Regions from separate parts of the Homo sapiens genome. Here region 2 is linked to region 1. The links are chromatin loops, found by intact Hi-C in ENCODE. Cell type or tissue: endothelial cell of umbilical vein. All regions are shown on one strand. Each heading gives the region's core, and the rest is flanking DNA. Links, peaks and the distances in the headings are about the cores only.

Evidence for each region. Peaks named below come from ENCODE experiments on the same cell type or tissue, not always from the same donor. Only the 100,000 strongest peaks of a DNase experiment are listed, where the experiment ranks them.
Region 2: it touches region 1 in a loop (7-fold over the local background); 37 of 110 quality-filtered maps call a loop at or near these places.

Annotation. Positions count from the first base shown.
Region 1 is chr7:22,476,576-22,493,269 of GRCh38, forward strand. STEAP1B (STEAP family member 1B) reads right to left here. Exons shown (of 5, transcript NM_001382447.1): 4 at 15,990-16,154. Among named protein-coding and RNA genes, the nearest start is that of STEAP1B, 15 kb to the right of the region's middle. RefSeq lists enhancers at 972-1,472, 1,473-1,973. In endothelial cell of umbilical vein, for the core only: a CTCF peak has its summit at 12,497 (motif pointing left); DNase peaks (open chromatin) are centred at 8,786 and 12,476; H3K27ac peaks cover 4,127 bases.
Region 2 is chr7:22,289,818-22,306,511 of GRCh38, forward strand. RAPGEF5 (Rap guanine nucleotide exchange factor 5) reads right to left here. Exons shown (of 26, transcript NM_012294.5): 6 at 1,358-1,424. It also overlaps the pseudogene RNA5SP227. Among named protein-coding and RNA genes, the nearest start is that of RAPGEF5, 59 kb to the right of the region's middle. In endothelial cell of umbilical vein, for the core only: no CTCF peak of the experiment used is centred there; DNase peaks (open chromatin) are centred at 5,904 and 7,214; H3K27ac peaks cover 339 bases.

The DNA of each region.
Region 1 (16,694 bases), core at 8,470-16,469:
GGGTTCAGATGTTCCTCAAAGATAAGGAATGTATCTCCAGGTTGGCCACTCTGGATTCCTTAGCTTGGAACTCCAAACACACATTCAGGTGCATCTGCCATACAGGGTCATTCTTAGGGTGTGCTGGAGTTATTGTTATCAGGCACATCTACCATGAACCCATTTATTATCTGGGTCAAGATTCTGAGCATGGCTTAATTGGGCCCTCTTCTCAGGTTCTCAGAGGCTACGACAAACATCATGGCTGTACTGGGTTCTCATCTGAAAACCTGACTAAGGAGGAATCCGTTTCTGAGATCACTCGTGTTGGGAGAATTCATCTCCTTGTGGCTCAGTGCCTGAGGGTGCTGACCTTTTGCTGGCTGTTGTCCACTCTCAGCCCCTAGAGGTCACTCACAGTTCCTTGCTATGTGGCCCTCTCCCCAACATGGCACTTTCTTCAAAGCCACATAGGGAGAGACTGCAGCTTTCTGCTGAGTAACCTAATCAAGGAAGTGACGTCACGCACCTTCCCCATACAAGGGAACCTAATGAGGGCACGCATAGCCTTTGCCATCTTCCACTGGTGAGACGCAAGTCATGGGTTCCACCTGAACTCAAGGGAAGGAGATTCACAAGGGGGTGACCCATTGGGTCACATTATGGTGTGTCTGCCACACTCAGCCACTTGTTTTGACATTGACTGTAAGATTTCCTCTTTGATCCCTCTTGCCAGGCCTGAACTTGATCTAAACTTTTATTATTGATCCCTGATGGCTTCCTATTAATGCCCCCACCCAACTCTTTCCCCCTCCAGATGGTCTTGAATGATGTAGTTCAATCTCTTGGTGACATCCAGCCTGACAAATACATATTATCTAACCACTGAGGAAACAGATTCTGAGAAAGGTTAAGTGTCTTGTCCAAGGTCACACAAATCATAAATCTGCTTAGCCTGTATAGCAGTGATAGTCTTACCTAGCTATTAGGACTGATACTAAAATAACGCATGAAAGTACTCTGCAAATGGAAGCGTATTACGCAAATATTACGAATTTCATTCATTAAAATAATGGATTTTTGGCTTTTTAATGGATCCTCACTTGCATTTGCCCTTTGACAACCTCATATGTGTGCAAAATTTTGTCTACATAGTTTGCAGGACATCAACAAGAGGTTTTTTTTTTTAATGCTTCTTGTGTAATCCAATGTGTCACATGCAAATAGGGAAAAGTTAACTTAAAAAGGCTTTATCTCCTTTTAATCTTCCTTTGTTCTTTTCTGCTTTATCTTAGCACATTTCCTATGTAGACCTGTGGGTCCCATGAGCGAGCTACTGACCTTGGGAGAAGCAAGCTGTCTTTCCAGACTCCCTTGTAACTCAAAAAACATAGGGAAAAACACACAGTACTCTTCCTACTCCGTGCCAAGGTGCTGTGCTGCTCAGCTGAACCCAGGGCCCTCTCCACTGTCAATCAGCAAAGCTCTGGAGCTGGGGGCTGCTGGGCGGCCTGAGAGTGGGGTGGGCGCTCAGGGGAAGTTGCTAAGACTCAGGCCCAGACAGGTCCCTGCTGAGGCACCAAACTGGTGAGACCTGAGCCTGGTCACAATTAGTCTTCCATTTGCTAGATAACTGCCGCTCTTCTCAAAAGCAGAGGCAAACAATCCCACTATTGTTTAAGAAGTCTGGGGTTTATCTTCGGTTACTTAAGGCAATGAGGACAGACTGCAGAGATGCCCAAATCTCTCTGGCGCTGAGACTTGTTGCTAAGAAAACAAAGATTCCAGCTCTCACCCTCAGCCTACCGCTCCAAGATAAGCGGTTCTTCCAGTTATTAAATAGTGTCTGTCTGCTCTAATCGTAATGTTCTCACAGGATTTTCTGCACCTTTCTTTAACACAGTCCTATGATAGCCACACGCTGTCACAGGAATAAGTAGTCTCTCAAGTTCTCTCAAGATCTGAGGTAATATGTGATCAAAAATCAGAGAAAACCTCAACTTGGCCATTGGGCATTTGGTTAATGTTAAGCCTCTCTGGGTCTGTATTCTTCACTAAAATGAGAATACTTAACTCACTGGTGTTATAAGAACTAAATGAATTTATACATATAAAAATCTTACTTGGGGGGGGCTTGGACAGAGTCATCACTGCAGTAATGGAGACGTTCTCCACACTGTCTAGTCCAGTAGCAGTTGCCACATATATCCATTGAGCACTTAAAATGCGACTACTTTGGGTCTTGTTTTCTCAAATGCTTCTCTTTGCAGGAGGGAGGTCAGGCCACTGTGTTCCCTTACCTCAGGGACAGACCACCTCACTTTGTCTGGTTTCAGGAAACAGCTCACTGAGGGGAACCGTGGAAGGAAGAGGTGCACGGTGCAAGTGGAGGTGCTCCTGCAGCCCGGGGTCCTTGCCCAGCTCCCAGCTGCACCCTCAGAGAGGCAGGCCTGGGAGGAGAAGGGCCGAGTGGGGTACCTAGGAGGCTGCCTGCCAAAGCACCCGAGATTAAACTCCCGCTCCACTTGGCAATTTGATTTCAAGAAAATAAAGACATTTCTTCACACCCAAGGAGAAATGAAGTCATCCATCCTACATTATTACTATCATTTCCACCCAGAAATAACTAAGTCCTGGGGCTTGCTGGGTGGGACTGAATCATAAACCAGGGTGGGGAATGGGGGAGAGGTAGATGGAAGAAACAAAAGGAGATAGGGGTAGGGGGCAAAACGTGATGCCGGCGCTGCAAGGAGGCAGTGCATTTGCCCACTCGAGAATCCTCGCTGCCTGCCCTTAACAGAATCACATTATGCTGCATAGTATTTTACAATTTGCAGCTCGTTAATAGCCTGTGAACTCTAATAACTAATTCTTTCTGCTAGGTAAGTAGAAAAGAAGACAGACTTTATTCATTACATTATTATCCTTGTAGAGTAACCTCCCATGGAGCAGGCAAGTAGGCGAAACAACTTGCTGGCTGGCCAATCTTTTATGTGTAACTTGCTGACTTCAGACTCCCCTAGTTGCCCACATACTAACTGTAAGCCTCCTGAGGCTCTGAGGCATCAACCTCTCTCCCCCTAGAGTGGCGTTGTGCAAGACAGTAGCCACTAGTCATGTGTGGCTTTTTTTTTTTTTTTTTTTTTCTGAGATAGACTCCCACTCTGTTACCCAGGCTGAAGTACAGTGGTGTGATCTTGGCCCAGTGCAGCCTCCACCTCCCGGATTTAAGTGATTCTCCTGCCTCAGACTCCTGAGTAGCTGGGGTTACAGGCACACACCGGCGACGCCCAGCCGATTTCAGTATTTTTAGTAGAGATGGGATTTTGTCATGTTGGGCAGGCTAGTCTTGAACTCCTGGCCTCAGCTCTTTATATTATAAAATGATTAGAATTAAAATTTAAAGATTCTCTCCTCACCCACACAAGCCACTTTTCCAGTGCTCAGGAGCCACCCTGGGCTAGTGTCAACCCTGCTGGGCAGAGCAGACAGAGGACATCTCCATCACTGCAGCAAGTTCTGTCATACAGTGTTGTTCTAGAAAGGAAGGTTATTGAATGGACATCTAGAAAAGCATTTTAAATGACTACTTTTTTGGTTGTTGTAAGCAACAACTTATTTTATACTTACAAAACAAGAACAAACCTTATCCTGTTCCAAATCCTACAGAATCGTAAACAGGGTCATAATTGTACATATCATTCTCGGCTAAAGGTAAAAAGTGAGGTCTTCCCACATACACAGCATTTTTCTTTCTTTTGAAAGCTTTAAGTGATTTGCTTCCTGAGGACCAACACTATTCTGAGACTGTAGTCACAGTCTGTGAGCGGCAGCGCCTTGTATCAAGATGTGGTTATTCCACAAAGGCGACAAGAATGTGAGGACACACGCTCAAGGTGGGTACTGACAATGCCCGGCTGCCAAGATGGATTAAATTTATGGCAATTTACAGCTCACCCCAGGGAGACTCAGTCTGCAAAAGCTCAGAGACAGGGAAAGTTGCCATAAGGATGCAGGTAATGAAAGCATTAAGCTATCCACTCTATTGAGAAAAATGGCTCCAGGCTGAATTTTCCAGGCACACTGTCTATACCAAACAATTATCCCAATCATGCTATGGTGTTTCCCTCCGTTTTCCCAGTGCTGATGTGCCTTTAGGTGCAGCGGGTTTGTTGCTGCTATGTTTGGGCTTCAGGGTATGATGCTATCTCCCGTCAGAAACCATGATCTTTACTAGGTGCCAGCTACAGCATGCCTACACAGACTTCTAGAAGCAGCAGGGCCAGAACAGAAGCACTTAAGCCCCATACTCAAGAAACAGAAGCCTGGCGCAGGTCCAGCTCTCTGTCCATGGGACCACAATGAGTCTTTCACAGTGCATGCCTTGCTTGTACAAGGGCAATTGTCTCTGAGGTTATGTTCATAATGGTTACCACTTAGGTGTTCACTAACAGGCTCAGTGTTAAGCACTCAATGTGCAGAATGCCACAGATACATCCAAAGGCTCTGTGAGGGGAGGTCACTGGATGTCCTCGTTTCACAGTAATGTAAACCACTTAGGTGATACCTCAAGCTGGTGCAAGTAGTGGCTGACCTTGAATCCAGGTGATGTGACCGCCGCTATGGGTTTCTGTGGGTCCCTTGGCCCAAGGTCCTGTCAATTCACATATACACCTGTCCAGCCCACCCAGCCTTAGCTTCCCCATTTACATTTAATGGTGAAGAGCACAGACCTCTGGAGCCAGACTACCTGTATTCAAATCTGAGCTCTGCCATTACTACCTGTGTGCCTTTAGCTAACCCCTGGGTGCCTGAGGACCCTGGCCTTTTGCTGGCCCTCTTCTTACAGAAGAGAAAGCAGACCCCAGAGCCAGTTTCTCTTCTGTAAGGGAAGCCTGGAGGCTGGTTTTACCTCTACAAGAAGAGAATGGTATTGATGCCTGGCATCACCTGAGAGCTGTCAGAAATGCAGAGTATCAGGCCCCACCGTAGTCCAACAGAGTCAGAACCTGTATTTTAACAAGATCCCTGCGTTGGTTTGCACATTAGAGTTTGAAAAGCACCATCTGATGGCAGAAAATAGTGCCCTGTGATGAATTATTTTGTAAAACACACAAGACTCACGTAACGGTCTACTTTATAAAGCCAGACATATCACAGGTCTACATTTCAGTGCACTTAGAGGGCTATGCCATTGCAGGTGCTCCCCAGATGAACACAGTCACGTAAAGCCAGAGGATTGTGTTGAAAGACAAGGAAATGAAACTAAATCATTGCTCTTAGGACTAAAGTCAATGAGGTAACATTAGCAGCGGTTTCCTGTAATCCTTGAGGGTGGGGAGGAAGCATCCTGTAAGTAAAACAAAGTCTGTTGGCACGTGTTTCCATGAAGATTCATGCCTAATTAAGTAAAACCCACGAAAGCCGGAATCCTGCTCTGGGGAGACTGGGTGGCCACTGTGTTCTCTCTGGAAACTGACTGCTCCCCACAGGGGCCAGGCAGAGCCATGTCTGGGTCTGGTCCTCAGATTCCCAGAGTCCTGCTTGCAAGGGTAGCTGAGTACAGGCATCTCACCAAGTAGCTTTGAACAAAGGGGACTGAGTGGCTCGAACTGTCTTCCTTTCCTGCCCACCACCTCCCACTTTCTGAAAGGGTTCCCAGAAGCAGAGCTTGAGACTGGGCTTCGTGTTCCAATGATTTACTGGGGGTATGCTCTCAGGAGAAGGGGCACACATAGATTTGCCAGATAAAATAGAGGATGCCCTATTAAATTTAAGTTTTAGATAACCAACGAATAATTCTTAGCACAAGTATGGCCTAAGTTGTTTATGGGTCATATTTATACAAAAAATTTTGTTGGCTATCTGAAGTTTAACTGGATTTAGTTATGTTGGTTTGCTAAGTCTGGTAGCCCTGGGAAGAAGGATAGGCAGAGAGGAGAGCTAAGGAGATCTCCCAGCCAGAGCCCAGGATCCCAGCATTGTACAGTGCACCATAGTAGACCCACAATGGGGCCAGCAGCCTGGCGTTCTGTATTCCTGTGCCATTCAGTCACTGGCCAATCTGCCCCCCAGGCACATAGGGGGAGGCAGATGCTGTTCATGGGCAAAGGAAGTGAGTGGATCCCATTTGGCCAAGGGCAATTCTCCAGAGAATGAGAGCAGCTGGAAGCTGCAGACAGCCAATATTCAATCAGAGTGGGGCCTCTCTGGGGTCAGCTCTGACAGTTGTGGATGCTGTCATCCACAACCTCTCCCCACCCTACACACACTCCTACTAGCAATCCTCAGGCCTTTCATAAGTCAACAGCAGTTTATGAGTGGCTTTGAACTGGGGAGACATCCCTGGATCTTGTCTCAGGTCCCTGGGAATAGATTTGTAAGTAGGGCTTCCAAAAATAAAATGAGGTGCACCTTGTCCATTGACTGCCAGATCTGTGCCGCCAGCACATCATCCCACCAACTTTGGTTTGCTCTGGGTATTTCTGAGAGCTGGATGGGGCATTTTCTTTCCATGCTTCTAGGACAGTCTTTGTTTCACCAGGATGGAAAAGGGGTAGGGAGAGAAGTTTTGGCCCACGTCACCTTCTTCCAAGCAGAACAAACTGTCTAGGAAAAAATGTCAACCGACTCTATACCTCACACTGAGGATACAGGACAAAATTAACCCTACTCATTCTGTCATCTGGGAGAAAAAGTCACCTTAGAAAAGAAAAAAAAAATCGCCAGTGTTTTGTTTTGCTATGTTTAACAGATCGTTATTCCACATATGGATGAGGGGTACAGGCATACGTTCATTTTTACTCAGATTACAAAAACAGGAAACGTGGAAGTTGCCTATGGGCATGACTCAAGGGGCACTGAGCTGGCCTTTCTGTCCCCAACACAGGCATTCCTCGTTTTCTGCTACAAGTATTGCATTTTGTTTTTGGTTTTGTTTTTTTAACAAATTGGATGTTTGTGGCAAGCCTCTGTCAAGCAAGTCTATTAGTGTCATTTTCTCAACAACATGTGCTCACTTCATGTCTTGTCGCATTTTGGTGATTCAATATTTCAAAATTTTTCATTATCATTATTGTATCTGTGATGGTGATCTGTCATCAGTGATCTTTGATGTTACTACCGTAATTGTTTTGGGATACCACAACTCTGCCTTTCACTTAAAGGCTGAGAGGCTATTTAGGGTTACTAACTGGCCTAATTTCAGTGTTGGATCTTGGAATAGGGAGAGGCAGAGAGACACGAAATGGCTGGTCGGTGGAGCAGTCAGAACAAACATTTATTAAGTTCACTGTCTCATACAGGTGTGATTCATGGTGTCCCCAGTTACAATAGTAACAAAGATCACTCAAAGTTTGTTAGAAGATCAAACTAGCCACTACATTCTCTTAAGCCAAAGCCTAATCCAGAGCAAGGCCCTAAAGTTCTTCAGGTCTGTGAAAGCTGAGAGAGGTGAGGAAGCTGCAGAAAAGCTGGCAGCTACCAGGTTGGTTCATGAGGTTTAACAAAAAATGCCATCTCCATAACGTAGAAGTGCAAGGTGAAGCAGCAAGTACTGATGGAGAAGCTGTAGTGAGTTACTCAGAATATCTAGCTAGGATCATTGAAGCAGGTGGCTACACTAAGCAGAATTTCAATGTAGACAAAAATAGCCCTCTTGGAAGATGCCATCTAGGAGAAGTTCATGCCTGCCTCCAAAGCTACAAAGGACAGGCTGATTCTTGTTAGGGGTTAATGCAGCTGGTGACTGTAAGTGGAAGCGAATGCACATTTATCATTCTGAAAATCCTGGGGTCCTTCAGAATTATGCTAAATCTACTCAGCCTGTGCTCTAGACATGGCACAAAACCTGGATGACAACACATCTGTTTACAGCATGATTTACTGCACATTTTAAGCCCACTGTTGAGACCTACTGCTCATAATAAAGATGTCTTTCAAAATATTACCCTCATTGACAATGCACCTGGTCACCCAAGAGCTCAGATGGAGATGCAAGGAGACGAATGTTTTGTTTTGTTTTGTTTTTCACACCTGCTAATACCATATTCATTCTGCAGCCCATAAATCAAGGAGTCATTTCAACTTTCAAGTCTTATTTTTTGAAGTATATTTTATAAGGCCAGAGATGCCATAGGTAATGATTCCTCTTAATGGATCTGGGCAAAGTCAATTGAGAATCTTCTGGAAAGATTTACCATTTTAGATGCCATTAAAAATATTTGTGATTTGTGGAAAGAAATCAACATTATCAACATTCATAGGAGTTTAGAAGAAGTTGATTCCAGTCCTCATGGATGACTTTGAGGGGTTCAAGACTTCAGTGGAAAAAGTCAATGCAGATGTATAGAAATAGCAGCAAGAGAACTGGAATTCTGAGTACAGCCTGAAGCTGTGACTGAGTTGCTGCAATTTCATGATAAAACTTGAACAAGTGAGGAGTTGCTTTTCATAGATGATCAAAGAAAGTGGTTTCTTGAGATGAAATCTATTCCTGGAGAAGACGCTGTGAAGATTGTTACAATGACAAAAGATTTAGAATATCACATAAACTTAGCTGATGAAGCAGTAGCAGGATCTGAGAGGATTGATTCCAATTCTTAAAGAAATTCTACTGTGGGTAAAATGCCATCAAACAGCATCACATGCCACAGAGAAATCTTTCCTGAAAGGAAGAGCCCATTGATGTGGCAAACTTCATTACTGTCTTATTTTAAGAAATTGCCACAGCCACCTAGCCTTTAGCAACCTCCACCCTAATCAGTCAGCAGCCATCAACATTGAAGCAAGACCTCCACCAGCAAAAAGATGACTCACTGAAAGCTCAGATGATTATCAGCATTTTTTTAGCAATAAAGTATTTTAAATTAAGATATGTACATTTTTTAGACATGATGTTATTGTACACTTAATAGACTATAGTGTAGTATGAACAACTTTTTTATTTTTTTAGAGATAGGTTCTCACTCTGTTGCTAAGGCTAGAGTGCAGTGGCATGATCATAGCTCACTGCAGCCTCAAACTCCTGACTTCAAATGATTCTCTCACCTTGGCCTCCCAAATAGCTAAATATAACTTTTATATGCACTGGGAAACAAAAAAATCATGCAACTCACTTTATTCCAATAGCCTGGAAACAAACTAGCAATATGTCCAAGGTATGCCTGTATATTTCTCTACATAGTTTGCGTGAAATTCCACCATGAGAAATTCCTTCAAGTCAGTGATTCTGAACTGGAGATGAGTCTGCCTCTGGCTTCCCCTTGTTAAAATAGATTGCTGAGCCCAACCCAGAGTTTGATTCAAGAGGAACCCAAGAACTGTATTTCTAACAGGTTTCCAGAGGATGCTGATGCTGCTGGTTTGGGGACTCCACTTTAAGAACCACCGGTTAAGAGGCCTGAATGAGATAATACACGTACACAGCTATTAGTATACTGCCTGGCATACGTAAGCCTGCCACACTCAGTGGTTCTCAAACTCGGTTGCACATTAAGATTACCTGGAGAGCTTATAAAAATCCCAGTGCCCATTCTGCACCTCAGACCAATTACAGCAGAATCCCAGGGGCAAGGGCACACATCGTTGCTTTTTGAAGCTCCCCAGGTGATTTCATTGTACAGTCATGGCTTAGAGGCACTGCCTTAGAGGTGGTTTAGAGAGAAAGTCGCTTGCGTTCACAGAACACTAATTTCTAACAGCCGCTGAAGGAAACTGACTAGAAAGGACCAGACATCCCATTGGCACTGTGGAGTATAGTTCTGTGTCTGGAAGGCCAAATAAACCTGCCTGGCCTTTCATGAAAGGACCAAAGCCAGAGGCAGAATACAGTTTAAGAGAGTTATTGCAAACAAGGCCCTGAGGCCTTTGCTTCTACTTCATCCTCCTTTGCACCTCCTCTGAACCAGCCTGGCTTTGTCGCCTTAAACTTCCTCCTATGCCAACCCTCTCAGAGGGATTCCTAAATGCTCCCTTCTCCAGGCCTCACCCACTCACTTTTCTGCAGTCTACAGCTTGATTCTTCCCTCCTGAAGTGATACTTGTTTTCAGAAAAGCCCCTCTGGTCCTGACCAGTTCTCATCTTCTCCTGTGCCTGTCCCTCTACCTCAGGCAATCTCCACATCCCTTCCTGCCCACCTTTCACCCTGCCAAGGGGTCATCCTGCTAAACCACATGTCAACTGCCCTCACTCCCTCTCAGGCAAGTCCTTCAGGGGCTCCCTCCCTTCCTTTCTAGCCACACTGGCCACTAGCCCTTCCTGGTGGATCCTGTTTCAGGGCCTTCACTCAGGCTGCCCTGGGGATGATGACATCCCACACTCTCGGACTCCTGGCTCAGCCTTCTCAGCTCACTCAGTGCTTTCCCCAGGAAGGTGTCCGTAAAGCTGTACTCCCCACCCTAAAGGCCAGGGTATGATGAAGGCTGTCACTATAAATGTTAAGAGACATCCTAACAAGTATTGCTTTGTCTTTTCACATAGATAGAGGAAGGAAGGAAACAAAGGGTGAAAAGCCTTCTTGGTAACAAGAAACTACCATTTATTTACAGAGTCACCATTATTTCTTCCTCAGCCATGTGGGTATAAAAATGAGGACACAGCCAGGTGCAGTGGCTCATGCCTGAAATCCCAGCACTTTAGGAGACCAAGGCAGAAGGATCGCTTGAGCCCAGGAGTTTGGGGCTGCAGTGAGCTGTGATCGCACCACTGTACTCCAGCCTGGGTGACAGACCAAGACCCTGTTTCTAAACAATAAAAACATAAAGATGAGGACATGATCTCTGCTCTCAGAAATTTACATCTGATTCACTGGAGAGTTTTCTAAAATGTCACCATGATCACAGGTCTAACCCTAATGACAAAAACCAAGACTTGATAGTTAGATAAAAGGTTTCAGTTACATGAGTATTTGTTTGAAAAAAAAATGTCTTGCAAAGGCCTAGAAATTAAAACACATGCCGGGCGCGTTGGCTCATGCCTGTAATCCCAGCATTTTAGGACGCCGAGGATGGCGGGGGCGGGGGGGTGCATCACCTGAGGTCGGGAGTTCAAGACCAGCCTGACCAACGTGGAGAAACCCTGTCTCTACTAAAATTATAAAATTAGCCAGGCATGGTGATGCATGCCTGTAATCCCAGGCACTCTGGAGGCTGAGGCAGGGGAAATCACTTGAACCTGGGAGGCGGAGGTTACGATGAACCAAGATCGCACCATTGCACTCCAGCCTAGGCAACAAGAGCAAAACTCCACCCAAAAAAAAAAAAAAAAAAGAAAAAAGAAAAAAAAAAATCCACACATAGATTTACTATATTGCCTTTCCAAAAGAGAAAAGAATACAAGTAAAATATAAAACTGAGCAAATTATATTAGCATCTGTATCTCTGAATAATTGAAATCAGGACTGCCCCCAGAAAACCCCATCCACCCCATAATAAAGGGTGACTGGCATTCTAACCCATTTGTGAGGTTGAGAATCTGAAAAGTGACTACTCCCCACACGCCACCCCAGAAACTGCTGTGGCTGCACATACCTCCAACCACATCTGAAACAGGTGGCCAGGCTATTGTCCCAGTCCTCCGAGTCCCTTCTCTCCTGGCCCTTGACTCCACCCCCTCCCAAGGAGCAACTGCCCCATCCACATGGCCTCCAGGACCTGTTAGCCTGGGCACATGCTGTTTCCTCTTCTTCCCTGCCCCACCTATCCTTCCCACAGTGTGGCAGAGGATACCTTCCCAGATTTCCTGCGGGAGCCCTGCATTCTGTGTTTGGGGAAGGAGAAGAGGAAGGGCTTTATCATCTGAGCCACAACCTTTAACAACATACCTCCCTCCCATCTGTCAGTCTATGAGCCAGAAGAAGGCGAGTGCCCTTGCCCTACCTAGTCACCCTCGAGGCTGAGTGCCCAGGGACAGTGGGAATCAGAAGGGCTTGAATAAGTGGACCCCACCCTCATCCTCACCCATGCTGTGTTGCACTGTGGCCTTCTTTCAAAGTGAAAAAGTCAACTCTGAAATGCAGACCCAGTGGGGAATTTAAAACAAACACCTCAGCCCTAACAAAAGGGAAGATGGAAACAAAAGTTCTTGGTAGGTTCTGCCATGTTTTCACAGGAGCCACATCACTACAGATGATAATTCCAACAGCCCCTTGAGAGGAAACCACTGCTGACTGGCACCCAGCAGGCAGAAGCAGTCAGGGGACATATGCAATTGCAGACCTGAACCGCACAGACCTTGTCCCTTACACCCCAGTCATGCAGCCCTCAGTTTTCTAGCCTTTGAGCCAGTGCACATGAAGGTGGAGGCTGAGAAGGCTCTTAGAAATAAGCCAGGAAGGTCTTACATCTTGCCACGGACAAGTCCCCACGTAGATCAAATTGTTGAAGAAGCCATAAAAATGACTAGGAGTTGCAAAGACCGGATGCAGTACCCTTGGATAAGTTCTCTTCTACCCAAGGCTTTTTACTGGGAATGAAGAGTCACAGAGCAGGCAACAGCGACACCTGCTGTTCAGAATAGATTCAAACCAGGCAGGGAGAAACCAGAAACCCGAGTTCTCGCCATAGAGGCAGCATCGCCTGCACGTGACTTCACAAAAGAACATAAGACCTAGGGTCTGTCCTCCTATTGATTGTTTTGGGAGTCCTCATTTACCTGGTACAAGTAAGGAAGACACTGTCCTAGCTAATAATGTAACTAGTAGTTACAACATTCATGGACCATGAGTTTTCAGAGAACATAATACGGTCAAAGCACCATACTTAAACAGTACTATATTAAATGGACTCCCCTTAGCAATAGAAAAAGGTATAAGACCCTCAAGAAACATAGTTGATATGTCTGATAATTGGGCACCATTATGGGTTGAATTCTGTCCTCCAAAAAGATGTTGAAGTCATAAGCCCAAGTACCTGTGACTGTGACCTTACTGGGAGATAGGGTCTTTGCAGATGATCAAGTTCACCTGAAGTCATCAGGGTGTGCCCCAAGCCCACAGGACTGGTTTCCTTATAAAAAGGAGAATTTTGGACACAGAGACGGACAGGCACACAGGTGAACAGCATGTGACCGTGAAGGCAGAGACTGGGGCTGCATTGCATCTAGGAATGCTGAAGATTGTCAGCAATCACTAGAAGCCAGGAGACAGACCTGGAACAGGCTCTCCCTCACAGCCCTCAAAAGGCAATGCGGGCTCTTTTTTGGTTCCATATGAAGTTTAGAGCAGTTTTTTCCAATTCTGTGAAGAAAGTCATTGGTAGCTTGATGGGAATGTCATTGAATCTATAAATTACCTTGGGCAGTATGGCCATTTTCATGATATTGATTCCTCCTATCCGTATATCTGGGTTATTTTATAATCAGGAAAAAAGCACTAAATGTGAATAAAAGTGCTGAATTATTTTAGTTATAATGTTACCTTTCATGGTCCAGCCTCTGAAGTGCTTGAATTCTATACTTCCTATTCATGATCTGACTTTGAGCTTTATTAATTCCATTCCAAGCTATGCGTAATTTCTATTCCAAAAGAATGTTTTCTATCTTTTTGAAAACAATCCAAAAGATCTTTTTCGATTTATCTTTTTCTTCAAAATTATTTTAGTGATTTTATTTTATTTTTAGAAAACTTTTTTTTAAAAAACTGACAATTATATCTCAATTTGGTATTAAAACACTATTTTCCTGGTGCTTGAAAACTCAAAAATCTCCATTGTCTATAGTATAAAATACAGAATTTTAAAGCTTTTCTCTAGTGTATTTCCAAATTGCCTACCTTATTTTACTTATTATGCCTCTATGTAAGCCCTCTTTTTCTATCCTATTGGCCTAGAATATGTCATTTTTAGTCCTGTCTCTTGTGGGACTCTACTAAATGGTCCATGTTTACTAAATGATCCATTGGTTAGATCCGTTTCCTTTTGAAACCTTTCCTGAGCTTTCCAAACTCAAAAAAACTCTACCTTCTGTAATTATTTATGACACATTATTATTCTCTTGGAACATGCATACTATTTTGTATTACCGTCCTTTCTAGGGTAACTTCTGGATGATTTTGTATATGCACAACACCTAGGAGTGTTTATCCACAATACTTGGAAGCGTCTTACATATTTGGTAAGGTTGTAATGATGGGTGGGCTCATTTCACTTAGACTACATGCCAATAGTCTACCTGAGAGTGTTCCCGTTCTTTCATGAAGAAAGTAGTGTGTATTTCCTTTTGGCAGAGGCATCCTTGCCAGCAAGATACTAGGAGTACACATTTCTACCAGGAAAGCAAAATACAGACTGGAAGCCAAAAGTCAAGGAATTCTGGCCAAAGATGTAAAGAGCCAAATTCTCTCAGAAATGGTTTCCTAGAAGTAATTTGTGCTGACTATGCTTCAGTTCAAACAAACTCCTTTAAGAGCAAAATAGCAGTACGTGATATATCTAACCATTGTAGATAGCTATCTTGAAGTAGGAGTATATAACTGTTGGTTAAAATAATCTAGATTATTGCTTCAGCAATTCCGTTCATTTTGAAAAGTAGCAACTCATTTTCTGCAGATATGTAGTAGTAAGTGCACATCGTTTTAGAATTGGAGTATCTTTCTAATTACTGAACAGCTCTTGTCTGGTGTGGACTTTGGTTGAAGCTAGTGTGTTGAAGGTTTCTTTTTAAAACTGAGTGCCATAGTATAGTGACACTAATATCTATATTCATATCTATAATTATCCAGATATATAATAAATGTTTATTAAATGCAAGCTATGTCTCTCACAGGATGAAAAGAAATATAAGCCATTGTCCTTGCCTTTAAGAAGTTTGCAGTATGGATGGCTAGATAATATGTGTTACTTATTGAAATATGAATTCATAATAGAATAAAGCAGTTCATCATTATTTAAGAATGATACAACAAAAATATCATGAGAGCGAAAGGGAGAGAAAGGAGTTCCTTCAGGCTGGGATGACTATAGAAATCTATATGGAAGTAAACTCTGTCTTGCATTTGAAGAATGGGTAGACTTTGAAGAGGAAAGAAGAGAGAAAAAAGGTATTCTTGGTGAATAAAGAATGTGAACAATGTGAACAAGGCCATGGAGTCAAAGTCATTTTAGGAAGAAAGTGAGTAAATTGACTTTTTTGGGGAGGTATAAAATTGTTGATTAGACCAGAAGAATCTGGGTTGAGATTATAGAAAAGTGTGAATGCCAGGTAAGGACTAAGGACTTACCTTTTAAGTGTGAGGACCCATTTAGGGAAGATTTTGAGAAAAGAAAACATATGATCCAAGTTGAGTTTTACTGAAGTTAATTTGTCAGCTATGTTCTGTTTGAAAAGGAAGATAGAGACAGTAATATGAGGATGTTTAGAAGACCAAGAAAGCAGCTGAAGTGTGAAGTAGAATAGAGGATATATGTAGTATTTCTGTTCAGCATCCCCTCTTTTCTGATTCAGTGATTCAGGTGGAGATGACACCATTTGCCCTCAAAAGCCATAGGTAGGCCGGGCGCGGTGGCTCACGTCTGTAATCCCAGCACTTTGGGAGGCCGAGGCGGGCAGATCACAAGTCAGGAGATCGAGACCATCCTGGCTAACATGGTGAAACCCTGTCTCTACTAAAAATACAAAAATTAGCTGGACATGGTGATGGGTGCCTGTAATCCCAGCTACTCAGGAGGCTGAGGCAGGAGAATCGCCTGAACCCAGGAGGCGCAGGTTGCAGTGAGCCGAGATCGTGCCACCATACTCCAGCATGGGCAACAGAGCGAGACTTCATCTCCAAAAAAAAAAAAAAAAAAAAAAAAAAAAGGATATTTTAATGCTTTTTATTTATGTCTAGGAAACACTTGTCCTAATTAGAAGCAATAGGGAAAACAACAGGAGAGCACATTATTAACTGGAACAAGTACAAGATCTTTGCTGTTGAAAAACATTTGTTATTTTTTATGGGGTAAAGCCAACATATTCTATATCATAAACACAAAAAGAAGATTTACCTCTTAGGGTTATTTTATATATTATTTACCTGAATATAGTGAAATTCTCTCCATGTCAAAGAGTCACTCACAGATGGAATAGATGTCACAGCCAACAGAGCCAGTATTGCCAGTCCCACAATTCCCAGAGACACATAAATCTCCATTCTCCAAACATCATGCTCAATCCAGGCATCTTCTTTATTTTGTTGGACCTACCAGAAGGTAAATAAAGAAAGAAGAAATGCAAACAACAGTTATTTCCTGAATGTGAATCTCCTTCTACACTCTTCCCTGTGTGTACTATGAAGCCCTGATAACAGGTCTCCACAAATTTATGACTTTTTCTTTTTTTTTTGCATTCCTCTAAGACAAATGACATAGGAGCTATCACTTTTTTTCTTGAATGCAACATTTCCATAATCTATTAATTTTCTAATAATTATTTGATGGTTTACTTGGATAGAACTGTAATGTGCATGCATATGTGGTAAACAAGGAGAAGAACAACAATATTAAAAAGTAATCTTGTGAGGGTGGTAGAAGTTTGAAATATGGCCTTGTCCATGAACAAAATGTTTCTTATGTTGCTAAAGTTGTACCTTATTTTCAGCTTAAAAAACATTTCTCAATATAAAACCGACTGACAACCAAGCCCTAGTGTAATTATAAGAAAAATTTTAAAATAGATGACTTTTTCAACACAGAGTTTCAACAGGGTTGGGGTATTGATATTACAATGAGAAATGATTAAT
Region 2 (16,694 bases), core at 3,759-11,758, 190 kb before region 1:
ATGATAGTGAGTGAGTTCTCACAAGATCTGATGGTTTTATAAGTGTGTGACACTTCCTCCTACCCACTCTCACTCTCTCTCTCTCCTGCTGCCATGCAAGACGTACCTGGTTCCCCTTCCAACAGGATTGTAAGTTTCCTGAGGCCTCCCCAAACATGTGGAACTGTAAGTCAATTAATCCTCTTTCCTTTATAAATTACCCAGTCTCAGGTAGTTCTTTAAAGCAGTGTGACAACAAATGAACACACATATTTAATACAAAATTACTTTTCTAAGCTGCATTCCAGAAGAGTAGGAAAGACACTTTCAATCTTCAAGCTGTGCCCAGTTGACAAGACCTAGTGTATAAAACTCTGTACAGACCAGTTTCATCCTTACACATAACCCAATCAACCATGATTTTCAGCAATTACCATTTTAATAATGGAGTTAAAGCAGAACTAAATAATTTTTGGGGAAGGCTAGAAAAGTTTCCAAACAGCCAAGTCAATAGGTACAAGTTTGGTGACGTAGGATTGCTAGAGCCTGTCAAAAACTGAAACTCAAGGCTTAGTGACCACAGTCAGCTTTTCCTATGAAGAAAGCCATGAACTTTACTTCAACCAATTACAAAGTCTAATCAATAGCTTTAAAAACCACAATGAAAGGCCGGGCGCGGTGGCTCACGCCTGTAATCCCAGCACTTTGGGAGGCTGAGGCGGGCGGATCACAAGGTCAGGAGATCGAGACCATCCCGGCTAAAACGGTGAAACCCCGTCTCTACTAAAAATACAAAAAATTAGCCGGGCGTAGTGGCGGGCGCCTGTAGTCCCAGCTACTTGGGAGGCTGAGGCAGGAGAATGGCGTGAACCCGGGAGGCGGAGCTTGCAGTGAGCCGAGATCCCGCCGCTGCACTCCAGCCTGGGCGACAGAGCGAGACTCCGTCTCAAAAAAAAAAAAAAAAAAACCACAATGAAAATGTTGCAATATGGTACATTAAAAACTAGTGACCCGGCCTTTTTTGGCTGAAGTAATTCTTTTTTTTCCCTAATGAAAGAGTCTTTTCTCCTTTGTGCAGCAGGTCACAACTTTCCTAGGTTAACGCATACTGTATTTAAAAAATCAGATACTACACCTCCACCTCCACAAAGGTTGCAGGAACTTTCCACCAGAAATATCTATGATCTCATGAAGGGAGGCTCCATCCCCATATAGAAAGTCAAAGCCACTGTCTCCCTCTGCCTTGCCTCATACCTCCCACAATGATGAGCAGCCACAGGGAAAATGTCTCTCTACACCATCACCCAAAGAACTTCCCTTCTAGGACCCCAGCTTCATTATTTCTGCACCCCTAGGCAGGAAAATTGCATGGTCTTACCGCAGATGTTAGACGCACAAGAATTTCATCACTGCTTTCTTCGGAGTCTTCAATTTTCTGATGAGACCTAAAAAAAAAAAAAAGAACAAATTACTTTTCAGTTTTAGTTGCTCAAATTTATCTACCAAGTTAGGAAGAATAAAGGGCAAATAATGTCATTGTTATTATATTAGCAAAAGTACTCATGAAAATAACAAAGGTTGTGACAGTAACTCCATAGGAACATAATCCTCTTGCAGGCCAAATGTTCTCACAAAATCAATTAGCAAGAACCTCTTTACAATGCACCAATTGAATCCTGACGATGGGGTATTACTCACCCCATGATACAGCAGAATAACCCTGACATGCCAGTTGTAAAATATATGGGCTTGCACAGAAGGTAGATGCAAATAAAAGGTGGTTAAGTGCTGAAATTTCCTAAATCTAAATGGAATCCAGATTTTGAAAATATGAAATGTGAACTTTCCACTGAAATTGAGTTTTAGCCAAAACAAACTTACTATAAAACGGTATTATTATAGGCCTAATACCACTATGGGAATTATGAGGAATATAAAAACGCAGAAGTTTTGTATGGCTTTGTATTTGCTTTCTCAAGAGATTACCGCCCAACTAAGAAGCTAAGAATATTATGCACGTGTTAAATAACTAATGAGATGTGTAACAATGTAAGATCAGTTTGTTTGTTTGTTTGTTTGGGGAAAACAATCTTTTTAACTTAATTCATGAAAAAAGACTTCACCAAATGTATATTCTAACAGACAAAATTATCTACTTCTTAAGAACAATCTCATAAACTACATTTTTTCCTAGTTTGGTCAAAGAAAAAAACTGACTAATGCTATTGAATATATAAAATTGTCTCCAAGATCTATTTCCACAAGCAATCCCTTTCAATGTATGCTGTGGACAGGGGGCGGAGGGGGGATTGGAGGTCACTGCCCTGCAGAGCAGTATTAACAGCATCACAGTCCAGTGATTGATTTCAATCTCAGTAACTACAGTGTGTCAGCTGCAACGCCAGCCTTATGGGGCAGGAGGGCTTCTCCCAGCTCATGGGACAGCTGAGAAGCAGCTCTTTAAGAAGGGAAAAGCCAGTTGGATCACTTCTGGCATTGCCTTCTTGTTTCTGTAAATGTTATTAAACCCTTTTCCAGAAAGAAAGTCCCACCCTTCAAATCACAGCAATGCACTACAAACCACTGCCTTTACAAAAATTGCAAGATACAGGTATGAAGCAGTGCTGATGTTGTCAAATAACTTAAGCGCTCATGCAGCAAAGTGTTTGAGATGCTTGCTAACAATCTGCCCAATAAAAACTGTGGGAACTGAGCATTATAACTTGGGATCTTTTTTTAATAAGGTTACCTGGATGATGAGTATTTTGAACAAGCTTTATTATTAAGATTCTCTATTCACAAGGCTTCTGTGGTTATACTGAGAACAGACTGGAAACGCTTTATAACCTCAACCACCAAACCAGATTTATGTGATTAAGCTGAGGTGACTGAAAAGACAGGAAATTAAGAACCAAAGGCACTAGAGGCAAGAGAACAAAACAAGGGCTTCTGCTGCTTTGTCTGTGTCTGTAGTGACACATGGGCTGGTTGTGCCTTTTCATGTTTCTCAGACCCCAACAGACACCCGAAGTATTAGTTAACGAGCATGAGGTATTTTGCACTAGCACAGATTCTCTCATAAATCTGTTTTCAACAAGCTGCTGAAAGGAACTCAAAATTCCAAGAGAAGCTCTTGTATACGAGACTGGTAACTAACGGTTGAGCTGCTGCTGTTTTAGTGACAAACAATTTAGTCCCTGTTTGGAAGCAAAACTGTCTTTCATTGATCTTCCAGCACAAACCATGCCTTAGCAAAAACATCTCTTAAGGAAATATGTGTAAGAGGGACAGAGTGATGATCTCCCAAGAGCTGTCCCACAGCCCATATCCCACTGTTATCACCTCAATCACCAAGATTTAAGCCCAGAACTCCCAAGTATCTCTCTAGCTTCTGGCTCTCCCCTGAGCTTGCCCTGTTTTTCCATCTGCCTTCAAAGTGGCTCTGTGTGGCAATTCCAGGAACTTTATTTTCACCCACATGGGTACCTTACAGGCTAACTCAACCTAACTCACACTGAACTCCTCTCTTACCTCCTGCCCTCAGCTCTCCCCTTGGAATCATGGGTCCTGTTCACCCTAGAGCCATCCCTTCCCTCCTCACTCCGGCCTTTGGGAAGTCACCAGATCCTCTCACTTCCCTTCCTTCCCTGCCAAGCCTCTTCGACAGTCTAGGCTCTCATCTTCGCTTGAACAAATTATTTTAACCACCTTCTGACAAGCTTGTCTCTGGCTTCTCTTCTTGTACCCAGATGCCTAAAGATATCAGGATCACCTTTCTAAAACCCAGATCTGGTCCTGCTCTTCTCCAGACTCCAAACCTTCAAGGATTTTCCTCACTTGCCCACTGAGAGCTCTAGAATTCGGAAATGCTCTTCCTTCCCTGCTAACATGCCCCATGCCCCGCTGCACCAGCACGCAACTGTCCCTCACCTGGTGTAAAGGAAGGTCATGAAGGCAGGACTGGTAGCAACAGGCAACAGCGGGAGAGCCTGAAAAGGGGGAAAGAAGAGAGAAGGCAATACTCGGCCACTCTCCTTTCTTTCACCACTACGGTCACTTTTTACCTTAAACCTCCTCCTCAGCTCTAGACTAAATCGCCCAAAAATACCAGACTCTCTTTTCTCCAGCAAATGTACCTTTTACAAAATTTAAACACATTCTGTTTTAATGTGTGTAAATACTTTTCAGTGCAACCCAGGAAAGACAAAGTTCTCACTTATCCAATCAAAATAAATAAGGAAACAGATGCAGCAGAGGAAAAGCAAGTATAACACTTGCATGTTTTCCATTATTACTAAAGGGGGCTGTGCTGCTCGTGAATGAGAGAGAGAGAGAGACAGAGAGAGAGAAGCTGTGGGTCTAGTTTGTCAGTGATTAGAGAAAGAAAATAAAGAAACTCTTACTGGAATCAGCAGGTAATGACAGTGACAAGTGACATAAGACAGAAAGAGAAGAGAAATAGAGTGACCCCTGGAAGGAAGATCCCTCCCTGAGGGTTTATGCCAACAGATGCTCTCCTTTAGGAATTCCCTGGGTTACCTTTCAAGGTCTCTGCTTACCAATGCCCCAAGCCAGACCTGGTAACTCTCCAGGGGAGAGTGCTGAGTCCTGGTGCTCTAGGCAGATGTCTCTGTAAGTTCAAGAGGTCTGCAATATCTAAGGGTGTCACTGTGAGGATGCAGAGATGACAAAAACCTATGGTCCTCCACCCTCATCCCTCTAACCATCAAACTGGATGCATTATCATTATGTCCACTCCTACCCAAAAGGAAAATAACAAAAAGCCCTGCCCTTCCTATAGTCTTCCTCACCTTAATTGATGGAAACTCCATCCTTCCAACTGGAAGTCATTCTTGAACCCCTTTCTCTCATACTCTGCCTTGTATCCACCCTGAAATCCTACTGGCTCTTCAAGACATATCTCTCACCTGACCACGTCTCACCACCTCCATCACTGCCACTGTGGTCCCAGCCACAACATCTCTCACCTGGACTCAGAAGCCAGCATAGTCTTGCTAAAATGTAAGTTAGTTCATGTCCCTCTACTCAAAATCCTTGAATGACTTCCCGTCTCACTTAGCATAAAGCCAAAATCTTTTTATACTTAAAAATATGTAATTAACAAAGATATCTATTCAAGGTGTGCCACATGATTATTTGTGAATACACTGTGATTAGCACAATCAAATTTATTAACACCCATCACCACTCATGCTGTACATTAGACCTCCAGAACTTGCTCAATTTAATAAATGAAAGTTTGTATGCTTTGATCAACATCTCCCCATTTCCCCTACCCATGATGTCTATATTCTAGACAAGTAAGTTTTGCTTAACAAAGCAAATTCCTATGAAAAAAGAAGTGGGATGGTGGAAGAATGAGAATTAGATTTTTCTTGAGATCTTTGATATCATGAATACAAACATTGTTCACCTTCTCAAGAGAAGATAATTTTTCATAGCTTCTGGCTACTAGTTATGCTTATAGAAAAAATGTACTAAAAGGGAATTATGAATGGGAAAGGTTTCATTAAGAGTCCAGAGTGTATAGTTATATATTAATCTAAACTGAATAAAATTAGATTTTTCACATTTGATTTTGAGGATTTGAGTATTAATGTTTAATATTTAATTAGATGGCTCAATTTCAAATGCTAATATAATCAGGCCTAGATGTCCAATTTTTGCAAAATTCCTGTACTACTCTTAAACATAAGTGTACTCTGATAAAGATAAGCAATCTGTTCCCACACCTGGAATAAGCCTTGTCTATAAACAATGGAAATTTTGAAGGACTTAGTGTTTCCTTGGGAGAGGAGGTAATGAGTAATCACAAAGACTAGGACTAGCTGATTTCATAACACTTTTTACAAAAACAGTTTAAAGTAATAAGTGGAAATTTTGTTCACTTACGATGCCAATACAAATCTTATGCCAAGTTCCATCACAAAAATTTTTTGAAAAATACTAAAAAAAAAAAAGTTTGTTTACCCACACGGTATTTCCTCCTCTCCAAGTGTCATGAGGATCTAATTAGGAAAAGTAAAGTTAGGAGTACAAAGGGTAGGCTTCAGACATCGGAATAGCAGACTTGAACTTAAGCTCTCTGGCCAGAGAGTGTGAATCCATCACCATTTCAGAAACTAAGGAGGCCAAGGGATGTCTCATGTTGCTAATAAACATCAGGTAGTAAGAAAAAACCAGGCAGGGTAAGGAGAACAAAGGAGGCAGAAGTGAGGGGTGGTGGAGGTGCTATTTTGTATAGGGTGGTAAGAGGAGACAGGGACCTGAATTTTGGAAACCATCACTGTGAGACGATGTTAAGTACATGACTGGGTGAGGGCACATCCAAAGTGAGAGCAGAAAAAATAAGAGAAGTCCAAGACTGACCTCTACTGTGTTTAGAGGTCACTGCTTCAAAATGAAGGTTTCATTATTTAGGGACAGCCAGTCTGAATAATCTGAGGCAAACAGCTCAAGAGATGACTGGCATTAAAAAGACAGTTTTTTACTCACAGTTCCCAAGAGAAGGGGGGATGACACACAAGGAGGAGCCACACAGGGAGGCACCAGTGTCAGTCAGGAGGCAGAGGACATGGGGGAAGATGTGGGAAATAACCTCTATTGTGATTTCCCCAGAATAGAACGGGTAAGGCAGGGTAAACAGGCTGAGGATAGACTGTTTGATTAACTTCAGCAGGACCAAAAGCATAGGGACTGCCCCTAACTGTTTGGTACCTGGAGCTGGGGTGATTAGGGCAGGTGAAAAGTAGCCCAGAAGGTGAAAGCCCAATAAAAAAAAGTGGTTATGTTATGAGCTCTGGAGTGGCTGGCTTACCTATGAAAGGTATGCTCCCAGCAAAGCTAGCAGGTAAGTTCTCTACTGTCTCTAGGAATGGACTATTCCTGGGTTGGGCAGTCTTTCCAGGGTCAGCAAGGCCCCAGATGTCAAAGCACTGAAACACAGTTAATACAATCAGGAAAAGGAAAGATTAGCAAAGGAGCCTTAAAAGCAGCAGCTAGTGAGACAGAAGAGCCAAGAGATGTTATCCCAGGGGCCAAGTGGAAAAACTGCTTCCAGGACATGATCAATTGTGCCAAATGCTGCTGTCATGTCAAGTAAGATGAGGACTGAAAAATCAGCATTTTGGCATTTGGCAACATGGAAGACTTCTGTAATCTTGACAAGGTTGCCTTCAGTGGAGTGGTACTGTTGAAAGCCTGAATGGAGTAGATTCAGAAAAGAATAGAAGAGGTAGAGAAAGTAACCATAAATATATCTTTTGAAGAGTTTTGCTGTAAAAGGGAACAGAGACATTGTGCAGCAGCTAGAGGGAGATATAGGGAAATATCAACACATGCTGAAAAGAACAATCCAGTAGAGGAAAAAGCTGATGAAGCAGGAAAAAAATGAGATTTCAGAAATGAGATCCTTGAGTAGGGGTGCAGAGATGGGATCAGTGCACAATGTGAGGAAACTGACCTTAAATAAGAATGTGGACCATGCATCCATTTTTATCAGGAGCAAAGATAGAGTCCACCAATATAGATGCAGGCAGGTTGACAGATTTGGTAAATAAAACATGAGAAAGATAGTTTTTAAAATGTTCCTTTCAATGAAATAAAAAGCAAGGAAAAAGAGGTAAGAGGGGAGCAATTGTGATACAGTTTTCTAGGAGACTGAATATACCAAGAAATGAACAGGACCACCCCACAGCATTGAAGACCCACTCAAGATTAAAGGCCATGAATATAAAATGAGACTGATCATCCTTAGACTCCTTAACGAACCACCTCTTCCATCTACCTTTAAAATCTGACAGAACAAGACGCTAGATGGCCATGGCCAGTGATGGCTGAAGAGAGAGGAAGTATTAATCCTGTGATTTTTTTTATGTATATAACTATGTCATCTGCAAGGAGAGATGGCTTTATGTTTTCCTCCAAATATATGCCTTTTATCTCTTTTTCTTGACTTTTTGCACTGGCCTGAGTGGAAGAGGTGTACTAAGAGAAGACATATTAGCCTTGTTCTGATCTTAGTAGGCAAGCATTTAGTCTCTTACCATTAAGTATGATGCAAGCTATGGGTTTTGTATAAAGTCTTATCAGATTGAGGAAGTTCTCTTATATTTCTATTTTTCTGAGAATTTTTATCTTGAAGGGTTAAATTTTCTCTAATTCTTTGTCTGCATCTATAAAATTTATCATATAATTTGTCTATTTTTAGCTTGTGAATATGGTGAATTATATTGAATGATTTTTGAGTGTTGAGCCATCCTTGTATTCCTAGGGTAAACTCCCCTTTTTCATAACGTATTTATAATTTTTATATGTGAGGAAGATTGTGTCTATGCTAATGAGTCATATTGTTCTGTTTTTTGTTTTTTTTTTTTTTGAGACGGAGTTTCACTCTTGTTGCCCAGGCTGGAGTGCAATGGCGTGATCTTGGCTCACTGCAACCTCTGCCACCCCAGTTCAAGCGATTCTCCTGCTTCAGTCTCCCGAGTAGGTGGGATTACAGCCATGCACCACCACGCCTGGCTAATTTTTTCATATTTTAGTAGAGATGGGGTTTCTCCATATTGGTCAGGCTGGTCTCAAACTTCTGTCCTCACGTGATCCGCCCGCCTCAGACTCCCAAAGTGTAGGGATTACAGGCATGAGCCACCGCGCCCGGCCTTACTGTTTTCTTTCTCTGAAATTTGTCATGACAGTGCTGGCCTCATAAAATGAATGTGAAACAGTCACTCCTCTTTAATTTTCTGAAAGAGGTTATATAGAAATGACATAATTTGTCTATGGTCATACAACCCTGAAGGTGCCTGATCTTGTCCTATCTTAGAGGCTAAGCAGGATTGGGCCTGGTTCGTACTTGGATAGGAGAAATGACATAAGTTATTTTTTAAATGTTTAGTTAAATCTGCCAGTAAACTTATGTAAGCCCATTGTTTCCTTGTTTGAAGGGCATCAACTACAAATTCAATTACTTTAGTATACATAATTCTATTCAGATTCTTGTTGAAGGACCATAGGTAGTTAATGTCTTTCAAAGAATGTGTCCATTCCACCTAAGTTTTCAAATTAATGATCACATAGTTGTTCATAATATTCATTTGTTAGCTTTCAAATGTAAGTCTGCAGTGATATTCCTTCTTTTATTCCTGATATTGGCAATTTGTCTTTTTGTTTTCTTCAACACTCTGGTGAGAGATTTCGTACCTTTTTTTTTTTTTTCAAAGAACCAACTTAGTTTCATTATTTTTTTTTCTAATTTCTTTTCACTTACATCAATTTTTGTTATCTTTATTAATTCCTTCTTTGTAGTTTGTTTTTCTTTGGCTAGCTTTCTGAGGTGGAAGCCCTGATCATTGATCTAAGACATTTATTCTTTCCTAATATAAGCATTAAAATCTATCGATATTCCTCTAAGTATTGCTTTAGCTGCATCCCATAATTTTGAGCATGTTATGTTTTAATGTACATTCTATACTAAATATTCCTTATTTCCTTTGGGACTTCCTCTTTCACCCATGAGTTACTTCAAAGTATGATGATTTCCAAATAGTAGATTTTACAAATATCATTTTACCTTTAAATATATTATTGTATATGCCTCTTTATCCTTCCCCAATTATCTTTTGTTATAATCATAATATGTATTACATCTACATACACTGAAAAGCCCACCAAATGTTTCCTTTCAATAGTCATATATATTTTAAAGAAATAAAAATAAAAAATGCCTTTGATTTTTATCTAAATATCTACCACTTATGTAGCTTTTCCTTTATTCCTGAATTTCCAACTTTCCCTCTGATATTGTTTCTATTCAACCTGAAATTTTTCCTTTAGATTTCTTTTAGAAACAGTCAGCTAGCAAAAAATTCTGTTAGTTTTCCTTCATCTGAGAATGTCTATTTCACCTCCATTTTTAAAATCTGTTTTCATTGTAGAGGATTGACAGTTCTTTCTCCCCCCTCCACCCTCCCCCACCTTAAAGACTTTCTTCCACTGGCTTCTGGCCTCCATGGTTTCTAACATAAAACCTCTAATTATTTGAATCATTACTCCTCCTGTAGGTAATGTGTCATTTTACTCTAGCTGCCTCCATGATATTTTCATTATTTGTTTCTTAGTTGTTTTTAAGTATCTAGGAGTGTGTTTCTCTGAGTGCTCCTGTTTGGGGTTCACTGGACCTCTTGAATCTACAGATTTGTCTCTCACTCAATTTGGGAAGCTTTTCGTCATTATTTAAAAGTTTTTTTTCTGCACCAATCTCTTTGTCCTCTCCTGGGATGCCAACATGTGTTAGACTTTACTACAGTGTCCACCAAGTCCCTGAGACTATTCATCTTCTTCAATGTTTTTTTTCTTGTCCTGCACACTGGATAATTTATAATGAGCTATCTTCAGGTCACGTCTATTTTGCTATTGAGCCAATTCAACAAATTTTTAATTTCAAGTATGTTTTTCAGTTCTAAAACTACATTTGGTTCTTTTTTTATTGTTTGTTTTCTATTTCTTGACTAACAACTTCTATCCCTCTATTCATTTGAAACTTGTTTACCTAATGGGGCATAGTTAAAATAGCTGTTATCAAGTCTTTAATAATTTCAATATCTGAGTCATCTCAGGGTAGACATTAATTGCTTTTCCTTTGACAAATGGTCATATTTTCCTGATTATTTTGTGTCAAGTAATTCTGTATTATATCCTGGCCATTTTGAACATAATGCTATACAGCCTCAATGATTCCAGCTGCAGTTCAGTTTTCAATGCCTTTTCTATGGTACCTTGGGTCTGTCCCGCAGATGTCCAGCTCAGGAAACTCACATTTGTGTAGTTCATACACAAAATTAATGAAACCCTTCCCTAGGTTTACCCTCTCCTGGATTCCCCTACACTCTCAGACTAGCTGGGGCTCCTCTGCCCAGTTCTGACCAAAACCAAACACTCCTTGTCTATCATCTGCCTGCACTGCCACCACCACAGAGCTCTGAACCTGGGACAAACCTGTAAGAAAAAAGGAGAATCAAGACAAGGATTTCTCCATCCACCCCACCCCATCACACTCTTCAAAACTACAGGGACCCATTTTCCTGATTCTTCTTGCCAGAAAGATGGGGTTTCTACTATAGATTTTGACAACTGTGCCACCACTGATCTCCCTGTCTACATCTGAGGCCTGCCTTTGAGGCAACGCTGGGAAATAAAAGAAACGGAAAGGGAAAACTCACACCTGTGTAGGTCACTTCTCCAAAGTTTCACTTCGTTCCATAATTTGCCTGCTTTTGTTTACTTTTGAGGGGCCTCGGGTAGTTATTGTTTGTATTTTATCTAGAGGTTTCAGCTGTAATCAATACAAGAGATAGGCTGTAGTAGACTTGCTCCATCTTGGCCTGAACCTGTAGCTCCATCAATAGATTATTCTTCATAAGACTCTTCAGTGGAATTCGTTATTATCTTGCCATAGTTAACGTCTCATAAACAAGAGGCCAAAAAGTCAAGGTTTGCAGCAAAAAAATTAAGAGTAGGGCCAGGCGTGGTGGCTCACGCCTGTAATCTCCGAACTTTGGGAGGCCAAGGCGGGTGGATCACAAGGTCAGGAGATCGAGACCATCCTGGCTAACACAGTGAAACCCCATCTCTACTAAAAATACAAAAAATTAGCTGGGCGTGGTGGCGGGCGCCTGTAGTCCCAGCTACTTGAGAGGCTGCGGCAGGAGAATGGCGTGAACCCGGGAGGCGGAGCTTGCAGTAAGCCGAGATCGTGCCACTGCACTCCAGTCTGGGTGGCAGAGTGAGACTCTGTCTCAAAAAAAAAAAAAAAAAAAAAATTAAGAGTAGATAGGCCGAAAATATGCATTTCAGTTCTATTGTTAAATGTAATAAGATAATGAAAATGTAGAAAACACAAAAGACAGGAATAACCTATAACAAAAACTAATTTTCAATAGTTGGGAAGAGCTGAATATTCCACACAGTAATTACAGATTTTTTTATGAATTTAGAAATGAACTGTATGACATATTTTCATTTCTCAGGAAATAATTTTGGTTTTTTTCCCACAGCTTCAGAACCTTTGTGATAAGCTCCCAGGTATCACTTGTGGCACACGACTTGCCAGCTTGTTATCTGTATGAACTGAGCTCAACCCCTGTTAGTCGCTGAAGGCCTTACATTATTTACATATCGTCATATCCCTCACAAGGCCAAACACGGAAGCTTAAGATCAGTAGATGCCTGGTAAGTAAGTCGCTCCACAGAGTGCTGGTGACAAGTGGTTGTCTTTTCCCAGACCCTCTGCTCCCTGTTCATCTTCCTCACCTAAACATTAAGAGAAGCAAATTCCACGATCTTGTAATCCCTTTTGGATACAAATATGTATGAAGCTAAATTTGTGGACTTTTCAGAAGTGTCAGCCAAGTGGCGACAGGCAGCATGTTTGGTAAAATCTTTCTATCACAGTAATATTAGCCAGTCAGGACAGAGAGGGGGCTGTTTCAGCAGAAGCCATGTGGCTGAACAGGGTGTATATGGGAGCCACAGCCAGACCTTAGGAGTGTCAGCAATGCCAACAGACATCTAGGAAGGCCAATCAGCCAGGCAGGACCACCAGCATTAATCAAGCTGACACCCAACTTACACCAGCCTCATGCTCCAACAGCAGATGCCAAAAGAATGCCAAGAACAGTTATATCTCAGGGGCACAAAGGAGCTGGCTGCCTATCCACTCGCAAGACCAGTGAGGATGAAAAAATGCCTACTCTGACAGGAGAGCCTCCCCTGTCCTCCTCTGCCAAGGTCAAGGCGCCCAGACCACTCGCCATGTACCCAGAGGCTACCTTGAGAAACAGGGAGAAATACAGAGACTGGGCTCTTTTACTAAAAGACACTAAAAAGTTAACTAGAGAGACTTTTTAAATTCCTGTATTAGAATAACTTTACTAAAGGGTGCTTCTTCCCCCCACCCCACCCCCGCCTTTTTTTTTTTTGGTCATTCTGCAGGATGGCAGTTCATGTAGACAAACATCAGATCACTTAGAGAAAAACAAAGAAGCTACATTTTCTTTCCATATTTGAGTGCAATATGAGTTAAATTTTAGCAGTCCTCTCTATCTTAATCACAGCATAAATGTTAACTATTGTGTAAGTGGTAGGATACAGTTTTATGCATTCAAGCTTTACAGACTGTCTATTCAAAGCCCTACCCACTCCCACCCCTGGCAAGCTGGGAGCTGCTATAACCACAGCTGAATTGAAATAGTCAAGTTCCCTCACAGCCTAAAGGCCCAAACAAGGTAGTGTTAGAAGCATCTTACCAGTCCCAAGGGAATAATTAGACTGCCTTTTCCTACGCTGTTATTTCATCATTCCTCACCCATTCTTCCTCAACTCTCTGCTTAAAATAAAAGAGCTAGAAACAGTACATTCTGGATAACTTGATTTGGCTGTCTGTTGGAAGGAGATACCATAACTGTTCTTTTTTCCCCCAGAGATAGTACCCTTGACAACTGATTCAGTCACTTTTTTTTTCTAATTATCTATTCAGTTTGGGTATAAAAGTTATTTTGTATAAAATTCTGTTTCTTCAAACTAGCTTAGAAAACTTCCAACAGCTTCATTTCCCCTCCTGCTTTAAAGATTCTTTTTTAAATGAGAAAAATCCCCTTTACTATTTTTAGAAATGCATTTGTATGGAACAAAATTGTGTTTACATAGAGCCATTAAATGGTTTCCTTGCATTATTTTGAAGACACTTAGAAGACAGCAAATTAGAGGGGCCTAATGTAGATAGGCTCACACAGGTAGGTATCAGTAGCCTTTAAACGTCAAAAAGGTTATTAAAAGGAACACAAAATTGGGTTTTCAGCAAATGAATGGACAATGTAAGAATCAAGAGGGCACTTGAATAAAATGGATAGAAACAAAGCATCATAGAACTAAGAATGACATGGAAGCATGGAATTTTTTTAAATACAAAATGCAAGAGCAGTAAGTTACTGAAAGCAGTAGCAACATGGACTGGAGACATCATGGAAGTTTTGTGGTCAAGGCAGGACTGGGGCTTCCCCTTGAGGGCTGGGTAGAATTTGACTGGAAAAAGGCAAGAAGAGCAGAGGAAAGAGCAAGAGTATCACACTGGCATGAGGAAGTAAAGAGGGGTGGGCCAGGGGTGAAAAGAATGGGATAGGATCATGCATGTGCAACCATAGAAAGTACTGGGACAGAGCAACTGAATGAGGACAATGTCCATGGACATCTTTTCTCTGATCACAGTATATTCCAAGTCTAGATAAGCCAAAGCTTAGATCTCCAAAATTAGGCCAAAAACATTCTACCATAACATAAAAGTTGGCTTATGATGGTAGTATTGAAAAAAAAAAGGTATATACTGTCTCTCTCTAGAAGAGACCTGCAATGGTTTAATAATTTTATCTTTATATATTTAGTACTTTAGAACAGACAGGTCCATAGGTTCCCCAATGACAATTTTGCTGTATGAGTCAGTTACTACTCCCAAATGCACACATTCACACCAACAGAAAAAACTTGCTGATAAACATGGCATGCTATATAGCAATTCTCAACTCCAGAGCCTAAGATTTGTGTTTACAGTGATCAGTATGACAAAAGACTGCAAGTAATCTGGAGTTATTATTAGGTTGCAAATTTTAAAATTTTTCATTTTTAGAAATTAGAGTAGACCCAAGGTTTCTCTACAACAAGGTCATTTCACTGGCATTCCAATTTGTTTTCCGAGTGGCGGAGAAGGAGGTGGAGTTAAATCACGAGGACAGCTTGCAAGTTTATTTCCACAGTCCCATGCCCCAGTGAATCTGGGCATGCACATGGGATTATGCACACCTCCATCTTGTGTGCAGGACAGGAAAGGCTGAAAGGAGCTGCTGAAGAACGCCAGTCCCAAACAGTCACTGCTAGCCACAGCCATCTCTGGTTTAAAATCATGCCACTCCTTTTTAGGAAGCTTGTTAAAGTTCATTGAACTGCTCCTTGACTTTTCTCAGGACACTTCTGACCTATATTAAGAGCATATCACAATACAGGACATTTCCTAGAGTGAGACCAATTGAATGGTATCTGAATTCTGCTTTACTATTGCAAGGCCCTTTATAGACAGCAGTGATGGGAAATCCATAATCATTTCACCAGAGCTTAGTCTAACACTTTTATAGCTTCTGTTTATAATTTTATAGGAAGGGGTCCTAGAATGATCCCCATAACTTGTGGGGAAGGACACATAATATCAGGTGTTAAAAGCACAGTCATTAAAGCCAGACACACACAGATTCAAACACTAAAACTCCACTTAATCCTTGTGTGACCTTGGACGGGTTACCCGATCTCTGTACCTAATTTCCCCTCTTATTTAATAGAGATAATAATAGTACCTGTCTTATAACATTCTTCTGAAAGTAAAATAATGAATATAAAGCATTCAGCACAGTGCCTGACCTAAAATTCATTCTCCACAATCAACCTTTCTATTAGCACAGTCTCATCAATATTCTGAAGCTTATTCTCCTAAAAACAGTCCATATTAACTATTCAGTATTGTCATTTAACAGGAGATTTTATTTATTTTTTCTCTTTTTTTATCTTTCTGGGTACAGAGTAGGTATATATATTTACGGGGTACATGAGATGTTTCGATACAGGCATGCAGTGTGAAATAAGCACATCATAGAGAATGGGGTACCTATCCTCTCAAGCATTTATCCTTTGAGTTACAAAAAATCCAATTGCACTCTTTAAGCTATTTTAAAATGCACAATTAGGTTATTATTGGTATAGTTACCCTGTTGTGCTATCAAAGAGTGGGCCTTATTCATTCTTTCTAACGTTTTTTTGGTACCCATTAACCATCCACACCTCCCCACTAGTCCCCAATTACCCTTCCTAGCCTCTGGTAACCATCCTTCTACTGTGTTCATGAGTTCAGTTGCTTTCATTTTTAGACCCCACAGATAAGAACATGCAATGTTTGTCTTTCTGTGCCTGGCGTATGTCATTCAACATAATGCCCTCCAGTTCCATCCATGTTGTTGCAAATGACTATCTCTCATTCTTTTTTATGGCTGAATAGTATTCCATTGTGTATATGTACCACGTTTTCTTTATCCATTCATCTGTTGATAGACACAGAGGTTGCTTCCAAATCTCAGCTGTTGTGGACAGTGATGCAAAAAACATAGGAAAGCAGGTATCCTTTTGATATATAATCTTTCTTTTGTGTATACACTCAGCAGTGGGATTACTGGATACTATGGTTGCTCAATTTTTACTTTTTTGAGAAACTTCAAACTGTTCTCCATAATGGTTGTACTAATTTACATTCCCACCAACAGTGTACAAGGGTTCCCTTTTCTCTGCATCCTCCTCAGCATTTGTAATTGCTGTCTTTTGAACATAAGCCATTGTCTTTTGAATATAAGCCATTTTAACTGGGGTGAAATGATATCTCACTGTAGTTTTGATTTGCATTTCTCTGATGATCAGTGGTGCTGAACACCTTTTCATAAACCTGTTTGTCATTTGTATGTCTTTTTTTGAGAAACTGTCTATTCAGATCTTTTGCCCATTTTTAAATTGAATCATTAGATTTTTTCCTATAGAGTTGAGTTCCTTATATATTCTGGTTATTAATCCCTTGCCAGATGGGTAGCTTACAAATATTTTCTCCCATTCTG